Regions from separate parts of the Homo sapiens genome. Here region 1 is linked to region 2. The links are chromatin contacts, found by Hi-C or POLR2A ChIA-PET in ENCODE. All regions are on one chromosome and are shown on one strand. The core of a region is the stretch at or near the end of the contact, and the rest is flanking DNA. Distances in the headings are between cores, read along the strand shown.

Region 1 (4,405 bases), core at 929-3,428, 38 kb before region 2:
GCCTGAAGTCAGATGTATTCAAGGATTTTGTAACCTAATTAACAGTTTCAGAAGTGTACATCTATACACGTGCGCATTTTTGTTTTGGGTTTTTTTTAAAAGCATACGAACTTTTTAAGCTAGTAAGATTTGGCTGCTCAAGAATGGCCAATGTCAAGGGCCTCAGATGTGTCATTTTCTCAGATATTCCTCCTAACAATGCCCCAGGTGGGAACTGTTCTCACCCCAGCCCCAGTGGGAGCCCAGAGGGGGTGAATGGCTTGACCAAGTGTACCTGGCTAGTATGTGTTCCAGCCAGGACTGGGACTGGGACTTGGGCACGGGTCTCTGCTGTTGCCCACTGCTCTCTGCCACCCTTTCCGTGCTCACAGGGTGAGCAGGGGTGGCTGCCCTGCCATCTCAGATGGCCATGCTGTCTCATTTCAGCCTGTGTGCCAGCACCCTGACGGTGTCCTCGGGGAGCAGCCGCGGGTCCCTAGCCTCCAGCCGTGGGTCTCTGGCCTCCAGCCGGGGCTCCCTGAGCTCGGTCAGCTTCACGGACATCTACGGCCTCCCGCAGTACGAGAAGCCCGACGCTGAGGGCAGCCAGCTTCTACGCTTCGACCTCATTCCCTTCGACTCTCTGGGGCGAGATGCTCCCTTTTCAGAGCCCCCAGGCCCCTCGGGCTTCCACAAGCAGAGGCGGTCCCTGGACACGCCCCAGTCCCTGGCATCGCTGTCCTCCCGCTCCTCGCTGTCCTCGCTGTCGCCCCCAAGCTCGCCCCTGGACACGCCCTTCCTCCCTGCCTCACGGGACTCGCCGCTGGCGCAGCTGGCGGACAGCTGTGAGGGGCCAGGCCTGGGCGCCCTAGACAGACTGCGGGCACACGCCTCGGCTATGGGGGACGAAGACTTACCAGGCATGGCGGCCCTTCAGCCACACGGGGTCCCCGGGGATGGGGAAGGGCCGCACGAGCGAGGACCCCCACCAGCCAGCGCTCCCGTGGGTGGAAGTAAGTGCGGATGTGGCCTCCTGCGGGGCGAGGGTTACCTGCAGGGCGGAAACTGTGGGGTCCAGAGTGAGGATGGCTGGCTTTCCAGGTCCATGGTGAGCTTTACGTTTAGGAATATTGATGTGATCGGGAAGAGCACACACCTGCTCTTTCTGATCTGTGTTGGGGAAAGATCATTGAAATTGACAAAGTTGTCTTTCCTAGGTATTTGGCTTGTTTTCAAAAAATACTTAATTGTTGAAAACTAGGGTAAGAACTACACAGGCTTCCACATTCAGAGGCTGCTGGAGATGGATTAGGGCCTTCATGACCTTTGCAGCGTGCGTGCCGAGATGGAACCGTCAGTGTGTGCCCGCCTGAGACCATTATGCCAACAGGTGTCTGGTTGTAGCTAGTGGAAATCTTGACTTCTTTTGTTGCTTTGACATCTCTTTATCTTTTATAGTTTTCATAGTTTCCAAGAACATAGGTCTATCAAATGTGGAAGTGAAAATAATTGTGTAATTTCAAAAGACATGCCTGTAAGTATCGGTCATTTCTACTGATTTGGTTTCTCTGGTGATTCTTCAAATGGAAAAACACGGAGCTCCGTGGAGCCTCATCCATTCAGTTGGTGTTGGTTCAGCTCCTCCTCGGAGCTGGGGTCTTTCAGCTTGTAGCCTGCTTGGAAGACCAAACTGCTATTGAAGGGAATATTGACCCCATGTGCTTTTCTCAGCCACCCATGGCAACTTTATCTTCCTTTGGTTTTAAAGAGGATCAAGAACAAGGTCTCCCGTTCCTGAAGTTCAGCCCATTTAATTGACTTTTATTTGCACGGCAAAAATGTTTTAAATGTTCCATTTAGGCAAACACTAGATAATTTGTGCAGCATAGTGGATCTCAGCCAGGGGTGTTTTTGCGTCCTGCCCCTGGGGAACACTTGGCAATGTCTGGAAACATTTTTGGTTGTCACAACTAGGGGATGGGAGATGCTCCTGGCATGCACAGGGCAGCACCCCCTCCCCCTCGAGAATGGTCCAGCCCCAAATGTCAAGAGGGCTGAGGCTGAGAAACCCTAGTCACGTACTATGGAGTATTTATGCGGCAAGGGGTAGAAATAAAACTAGAGAGCAGAACCAGTGTGGTGTAGTGGAAACAGCTTCAAACTAGCAGCTGGGAGACCAGGCTTTTGTTCCCTGCCCTGTCCACTTCTAGCTGTGTGACCTTGAACACATACCTGGACTGAGTCTCACCTTTTCCACCCTTGAATGCAGTGATCTTTGTGACCCCTTCCATTTGCCACCATTCTGTTACCCAAGAGATAGATGGATTGGTAGATCAATAGATAGGTTGATCACTCTATAAAATAGTAGTCTGTTGGCACTTACGTGCGTAACCAGAGGCCATCATGTTCTGAGACTGCCCCAGGGCTTTTTGGCATCTCTATTTTGGTGTCTGCCCCTGTGTTTGCAAACACACTTTGGTATCCCCAGATACATTGTTTCTGAAGTCCATATATGCAGGTATCCTTCATTAGCTTTGTTCCTCTTTATAACCACAGGTTGATTGCTCCATGTTTATTCCGTTCAGTCAGAAAAGAAATATCCAATTAGGACTTCTTTCTTAGTCTCCCTCCTCTCTCCCACCACCTTCTCCTTAAGGGATTGAGATTCCAGAATGTCAGTCTAGTTAGGCATAAAATCTGCACAAGGCCCAAGGGCCACTTTGGGTCAGAGGAGAGACAGAGTGGGAGGGAGAAGCGCTGACTTAATTTCACATCCTGGTTTCTTTATTTTTTCCTTTGCTTTCCGTGGCAGATGCTATAATGGTTGAAACTTCTTGGACTGGGAAGTATTTGCTTACGTGTGTAGACACTGCCATCTCGTGGTGGAGCCATATGTCATTCGTGATTATTTCTTGTATTACACTGCCATCTTGTGGCGGATTCGTATATGACATTGGTGATGAATTCTTGTATGGCACTGCCATCTGGTGGCGGATTCTTATATGACACCGCCAATAAATTCCTGAGTGACACTGCCATCTGGTGGTAGATTCTTATATGACATCGGTGGTGGATTCTTGCGTGACACTGCCGCCTAGCGGTAGCTTTTTATGATACTGCCATCTGGTGATGGTTTTATATGTTACATATATTACATTGTTTCAAGGACACATATGTATTATGTTGTTCTAAGGACACGTTTATTTGTATCCTTAGAAACTTGAAATAGTTGACCCTGCTGGGTGTCCCCAGAGGGCCGGGTTGGGTAGCCAGCTTCAGGCATGGACACAGGGGGGGCTCCTCGCCTCCCCTGCCCCATCATGTATCAGCTGTGCTGGGAACACTGCAGTCTAAGTTTGGCCCCCAGCAAGTCTTAGTAAGACAAAATTTTTGTAAGATAAAAATCAAAGTTGTCCAAACTTGCAAACCAGCCTCTGAATGATTTTTTCCTTGTGTTTTCAATCAATCGGAGGAAACAGAAGGCAGGTCAGAGGAGTGGGGCAATACACTGTGATTTTTCATACTATTTACGTTTTTGTTACAGTTTTGTCTTCCCTGGATTTTAAAAGTCAAATGTGTTATGATTATGAAATACTTAGCTATTTTCATCTACCCATTAGTATTTGCTAATCAAAACCTGTAAAAATCTTGACTTTGCTCATATTGATGTTTTTATGATATTGATATTCTGTTTAATGTTGTTGGCTTAAATTCTGCAGTGTTTTCACTTTGTGCTTTTTTTTTTTTTTATCTCCTCATGCGGCTCGACAGAAGTGCTCACTGTAAGTGGCCTTGGGAGTCCCCTTGCTCAGCGTTGTTGCTCAGGCCCCAGGCATACGTTTGTGCTGTGGATGGATGTGTTCAGGATGGCTGGGGTGTGGCCAACGACGGTTATCTTATAGCTGTGCTTCAACACAAGTTGGCAATTGGCCTTATTGTTATCTCATTGTTAATATTCAAGCTGTTTAAGAACTTTCCTAGAAGCTTTCACTGTTCATTCCCTGTATGTGTTTGTTTCTGGAATGTAATGGCGTTCGTTGCTGTCATATGCCACCTGGCAGCTCTGCTATGCTGTGGTTTTGACTGTATTTTCTTCCTTTTTACCAAGCACTGTTCACATCCTTGGCTCTTAGTGTCTGTCTGTCTTGAATGATGAAAAGGGAGTAAAGAGATTTTCACATGAACATGGGGAAGATTTGACCCTTGTCTCCCTGGCACTGCTCCTGAGGGTCCACCTCTGTGCCTTGAAGCCCCAGGGCAGGTGTCCGGGGTGTGGAGCGTGGAGTCTGTGCTTTTTCTCAGCCGGGGCAGTTGCCGACAGGACTTCCTCCTGGCAGTTCCTACTTCCACCCACCCTGTGGGTCCAGTGACTCAGCCTGGGCTTCGAGGATTAGCTCCTTCATTTCTTTCCTCTCTGTATTGACTT
Region 2 (5,044 bases), core at 1,860-4,359:
TCCAGGAGCTCAGGAGCTCAGGAGCTCAGGGGTTAATGCGAGTAAATAATTTGGGTCTAAGCTGGTGAGTGCTGTCCAGAGGGTCCCAGGAAGCTGTGGCTCCAAGAAGGGTGGAGGGGATGGTCAGAGGCGCCTGGGGAAGAAGCTGGGGTCCTGGCCAGAGAAGACCTAGCCTGACCCCAGGGTGCTCCAGCCTCCATCAGAACAGGAGGCTGATGTCAGGGCTGTCTCTGAGCCTGTCTGCAAAATGGGTGCACAGCAGATCTGCCCTACTCCTGTTAACCAGCTGCTGCGAGAATCAGATGACATGCTGCAGAGGAAGGCACTCTCTACAGGGTGCATGTGCTGAGGCGGGCGGATCAGTTGAGATCAGGAGTTCGAGACCATCCTGGGCAACATAGTGAAACCCCATCTCTACTAAAAATACAAAAATTAGCCAGGTGTGGTGGTGGGCGCCTGTAATCCCACCTACTCAGGAGACTGAGGCACAAGAAACGCTTGAACCCGGGAGGCGGAGGTTGTAGTGAGTTGAGATTGCACCACTGTAGCCTGGGCGACAAAGCAAGACTGTCTAAAAAAAAAAATATATATATATATATATATATAAAATATATATGTATAATATATAATATATATACAAACACACACACATATATATGGGGGCTTGGACACAAAGAGGCAATAGGGTCCTCACCTCTAGGTTTTGTAAAACCCACCATTTATAGAATAATTGAATAGTGAGTTTTAACAATTTAGTGGTGGGAAAATGTCTGTTTTAAAAATATACAGTGCATCCAAATCTATGAAAATTTCCCATCCACCTCTGTGCCAAGCCACACAGTTTTCCTCCCTAGAGATAACACCCTTAGCAGTTCCCGATGTCTCTTTTCAGAGGTGGTTTGTGGTGCACACACAGGTGGGCAATGACACGTCCCACATGCTGGGAGTACTACCTTTAAGGGATTTATAATGAAGAGAGCTTCCAGCACATCATACAATGGGGAACTCTTGAAAATGGCTGGGAAATGGAACATCTTGGGCATCAAATTATACTCCATCAGTAATTCAAACCAGGGTTTCTCGACTTCAGCACTATTGTACTGATATTTTGGGCCGAAATGTTCATTGTCCCGGGAGGTAGGAGTGGAGAGGGAGCTGTCCTGTGCACTGTAGGATGTTCAGCAGCAGCCCTGGCCTCTACCCACTCAATGCCAGGAGCACACGGCTCCTCCCACTTCAGTTGTGGCTGCCAAAAATGTCCCCTGGGGGAAAGGGAGCAACATCACCCCATTAAGAACCGCTGTTCTAAACCTTGTATGACATCTGTAGAAAACTGGCAGATAAGAGAAAAAATGTAGAAGATTCAAAGGGATAGGAAAGAGAAATCTGTGAAGACAATGGAAAGAGCCTGTAGTCCCAGTTACTTGGGAGGCTGAGGCAGGAGGATTGCTTGAGCCCAGGAATTTGAGGTTGCAGTGAGCCATGATCGTGCCACTGCACTCCAGCCTGGGAGACAGGGTGAGACCCTGTCTCGAATGAACAAAAAACTCAAAGGTTATTATTCCGTAACTATTGAAAGAATCTTTTCATGAAGGATGGTAATAACCAGCTTTCTATCTCCACACAGAGCAAAGTAAAAAGAAGTAGGTTTAAATGGAAGAGAAATTAAAACTGGACATACAGATGGTTAAATATTAACAACGGCCCCTGAATGGCACTTTCTTTCCTAAAGATCTTCATGAGCAGAATAATCTAGGATGGCTAGGGATTGTTCCCTCGGGACTTTGTGGTTAAGAATTCAGGATCTTCAAGTAATGAAATCTGCATTAAAAAATTAGCCAAAACTGTTTGTTTATTCCATAATCATGTCTATATGGTGCTTTTAAGAAAACAATTTTTTTGTTGCTATAAAAGCAATACATATTCACTGTGGAAAAATTAGACGATATCTCTAAGCTTAAAAGAAGAAAAATTTAAAACACCCTTAATCCCACTAACCAGTGAGATACCATGTTTGATACTTTAGTGAATTCATTTCCTAATAGTTTTCTGTGTTCGCAAAGGTATATGTGTAGATATAAATATATTACACCTACATAGAAACGACGGATCACTCAGCACATAATGCTTTGAAGCTTCCATTTTTTTTCCCATTTAATCCGCTGCACATGTCTTTTTCCATCCGTGTGTACCACCGTATTAGTTTTAATTCTTCCACTGCACAGATGGCTTATAATTTAAAACATCCCCTGTTTTTGGAGATTTAACTTGTTTCCAGTGCTTTGAGATCATAAGTAATATTGCAGCAAACTTTCCCTAGTCAGGGGTTTGCACACCGTTCTTCCCCCCACCCCCACTCCCCACACCCCAGGACAAATTCTTGGACATCAAGTTGCTGGAGCACATGATACCAACAGCTGTAGGGCCCGGAGTAATTGGCGAAACTGTGTATCTGTAAGGCATTTGGTAGGAAAAATGCTAAACAGACCACCAGAAAGATTGCTCAACTTACATTCCCATGGGTGGTATTGGTTTTTGCTTTTTTTGGTTTTGTTTTTTAATCTTGGCTAAAATGACAATTTGAAAGGCGAGGGTGGAGGGTGTTCAGACAGCTCTCTCATTCTGTTGAGAATTGCTTGGCCCAGTTCTGGGCCTTGTCTGAATTGCCGGTTTGCTGCAATGTTTTTTACAATTGAGCAATCACCTAGAAAAAAGAGAAGGTGAAACTAACCTACTGCAAAAAAACTGCTCCAGGATGAAGAAGGTTGCCTGTATTTCGTCATTTCAGCCAAGCCGGAATACGGAGCAAGGCTGTCTGCACCGTGCTACCATCCTCTTCAGGCTGCAGGGCATTTTGTATACCCACCACCTCCCATTGATGCTGGAAAATCCGGTCACAGAATTCCGTGCAGCCCAGCCCCTGAGGGTGGGGCGTCCTGTCTCCGGGACGCCGGGTTTTCTCTGGACACGAATGCTCCGGGGGTAGGAGGCGAATGACACTGGCACGGCGGGGCTCCGGAGCCAAGAGGTGACCAGGCTGGCTGGGCAGGGCTGAGTGGCTGGGCCGAGCACGTGATGCTCCCAGCCGGCCTCCGGGGCCCTCCGGGCTGAAATCGACATTTGCCTCTGGCAGGAAAATGAGCTTGTCAGTTTCTGCCTCCATTAGACCCTCAACCCAAAGGAGCAGGAGATTTCGGTAGCGTTTTAACTTTATCTCAGAATCTGAAAGCGGAAGGTAAGCTGCTTATCACTCAGAAAAACAAATTTGAGAGGAGTGACCTAGTAAAGTACACTGCGACTTTGTTGATTTTTAAAATCTGGTGTTGAAAATAATTGATCGCTGTGAGAGTCAAGGGCTGTATTTATCCCCAAATTAGAGATTAACCTTCTGAACAGAAATTTGGTTAATTTGGAGGGAATCACGGTATAAGGGCCAGGGTTAAATATAGAAGGACACGAAAGCTGATGGAATAAACTGCAAGTAAACTTAACTCTAGCCTGCTTGTAAAACAATCTATTTCATGTCTCCTTCAGGGCTGTGAGCAAAGGGAATGTTAAAATTGTGATTTTTAACTCAAGTGAAAGTAAATGAATCTATTTGCAATTGGAATACAAATAAAAGCAGTCTTTGCTTTTGTCCTTTTACATTTCAAAAACGCTTGTGTATTTTGGCAAAAGAAAAGTTTATATGTGCACTGCTTAAGTTTGAAATACGCTATTTCAAATTTACAAAATTATCACAGTTGTAATTTTCTAAAGTCTTTCTAGGCAAGGCTGTTTCAGTTGTGAATGAGAAATGTTGACATTGTACATATTTTCTGTGATAGTAAAATGACTCACTTCTTCAGAATGTGATAAAGATTAGAAAATGTGAAATAATGAGTTATTGTGAATTAAGTCATGTCTCAGAGATTAAATGCCTTGCCAGAAGATGTAAGAAAACAGAGACACAAATACAACCATGCTCACGTAGCAGTGCTTTATTTTAAATCATCACATATTTAAGTAAGTAGTAGAAATACGTGGTGTCACCATTTTTTCCTTTGGCAAATACAAATTAATATTGGAATGCAGCTATTCAGAGTAATTAAAGCATTATTCATCCGTGCAATTAGTATAATGTTCCATAATGAATTGCTTTGAACTAAAGTGTTTGGTATAATACTCGATATACGGCTTGAAACATAGAAACTCTAGGCAAAGTATGTCCATGCTATATTTTGTGTCATTTTGATTTGCACAAAATGTTTATTTCTCCACTGCATTTGATAAATACTAGTTTTAAAATAAAACATGAAATTGTATTTCCTTTCACTGTAATCCCTTTATTGCTAATTCTTTTGAAATCCTATTACTCGCTTGGAGCCTGTAATAATTTGGATTTCTCCTCCTGTGTGTTGTTTTTCATAATTCTTCGCGAAAGGCCAGGCAAGCTGCACACATCAAGCGAAACGCCTGAGGGGCGGCCAGCGCGAGGGTTTCTGGCCATCGACCCTCACCTCCCGGGACTTCCAGGGTCTTCCCCCCACCCCGCGCACACCTCCCTGCCTCGCCCCGAGGGCGTCACGTGGCAGCGTGGGGCCCGCCTCCTGGTGATGTCACGGCGCTCGCAGCCGTCGCGCTGAAGAAAGGATGCTCGAGGATGCTGTCCAGGTGGGCGGCCGCGGGCGCGATGCGGCACTGCAGGTAAGGGGCGCGCGGCGCCTGGATGCCCTCCCCGGCGCCCCCGGCAGCGCGGACGCTGCAGGTGGAGCCCGGCCCGCGGGCCTGCAGCCCGGCTGCGCCCCCAGAAACCCAAAGTGGGGCCTCTGGCTGCTGCGGCGCCTGCTGCCCACAGCTGCCTGCTGCAGCTGCATGCACCCGGCCGGGGATGGCCCGTGGCAGGCCCACGCGTGACTTGGGTCTTGGCGTGCCCGCCCCGAGAAAGCGGGCAGGGGCCAGACAGAAAGACGGGGGAGGGAAAAAACCGCTCCGGCGGGGGAACAAAATCTGAAGTGACCACACTGCATGCATTCTAAGTAGACAGAGGGGCTTTTAAGAGGTA

The links. A loop is a pair of places that touch in the nucleus more often than their neighbours do. ChIA-PET counts read pairs that join two places held with the same protein, here RNA polymerase II (POLR2A). Pooled maps may share reads with other maps.
Region 1: a map of B cell shows a loop between it and region 2 (5-fold over the local background). The contact joins the enhancer-like site here to the promoter of CLCN4 in region 2. A Hi-C loop is called at or near these places in 5 of 168 maps with a recorded cell type or tissue (B cell, Calu3, GM12878 and 2 more), 21 of 37 single-sample maps with no recorded cell type and 11 of 50 pooled maps. POLR2A ChIA-PET finds 5 or more read pairs at or near these places in 1 of 52 experiments (activated B cell).

The regions. Positions count from the first base shown.
Region 1 is chrX:10,116,698-10,121,102 of GRCh38, forward strand. WWC3 (WWC family member 3) reads left to right here. Exons shown (of 24, transcript NM_015691.5): 12 at 427-992. Among named protein-coding and RNA genes, the nearest start is that of CLCN4, 38 kb to the right of the region's middle. RefSeq lists an enhancer at 2,732-3,026. Within about 2 kb of position 2,179, at least 2 of the 41 ENCODE cell types and tissues checked have a DNase peak (open chromatin) inside an H3K27ac peak, as active enhancers do; they include B cell and OCI-LY7, where a contact is called at or near this core.
Region 2 is chrX:10,153,866-10,158,909 of GRCh38, forward strand. CLCN4 (chloride voltage-gated channel 4) reads left to right here and starts at 3,110. Exons shown (of 13, transcript NM_001830.4): 1 at 3,110-3,235; 2 at 4,424-4,686.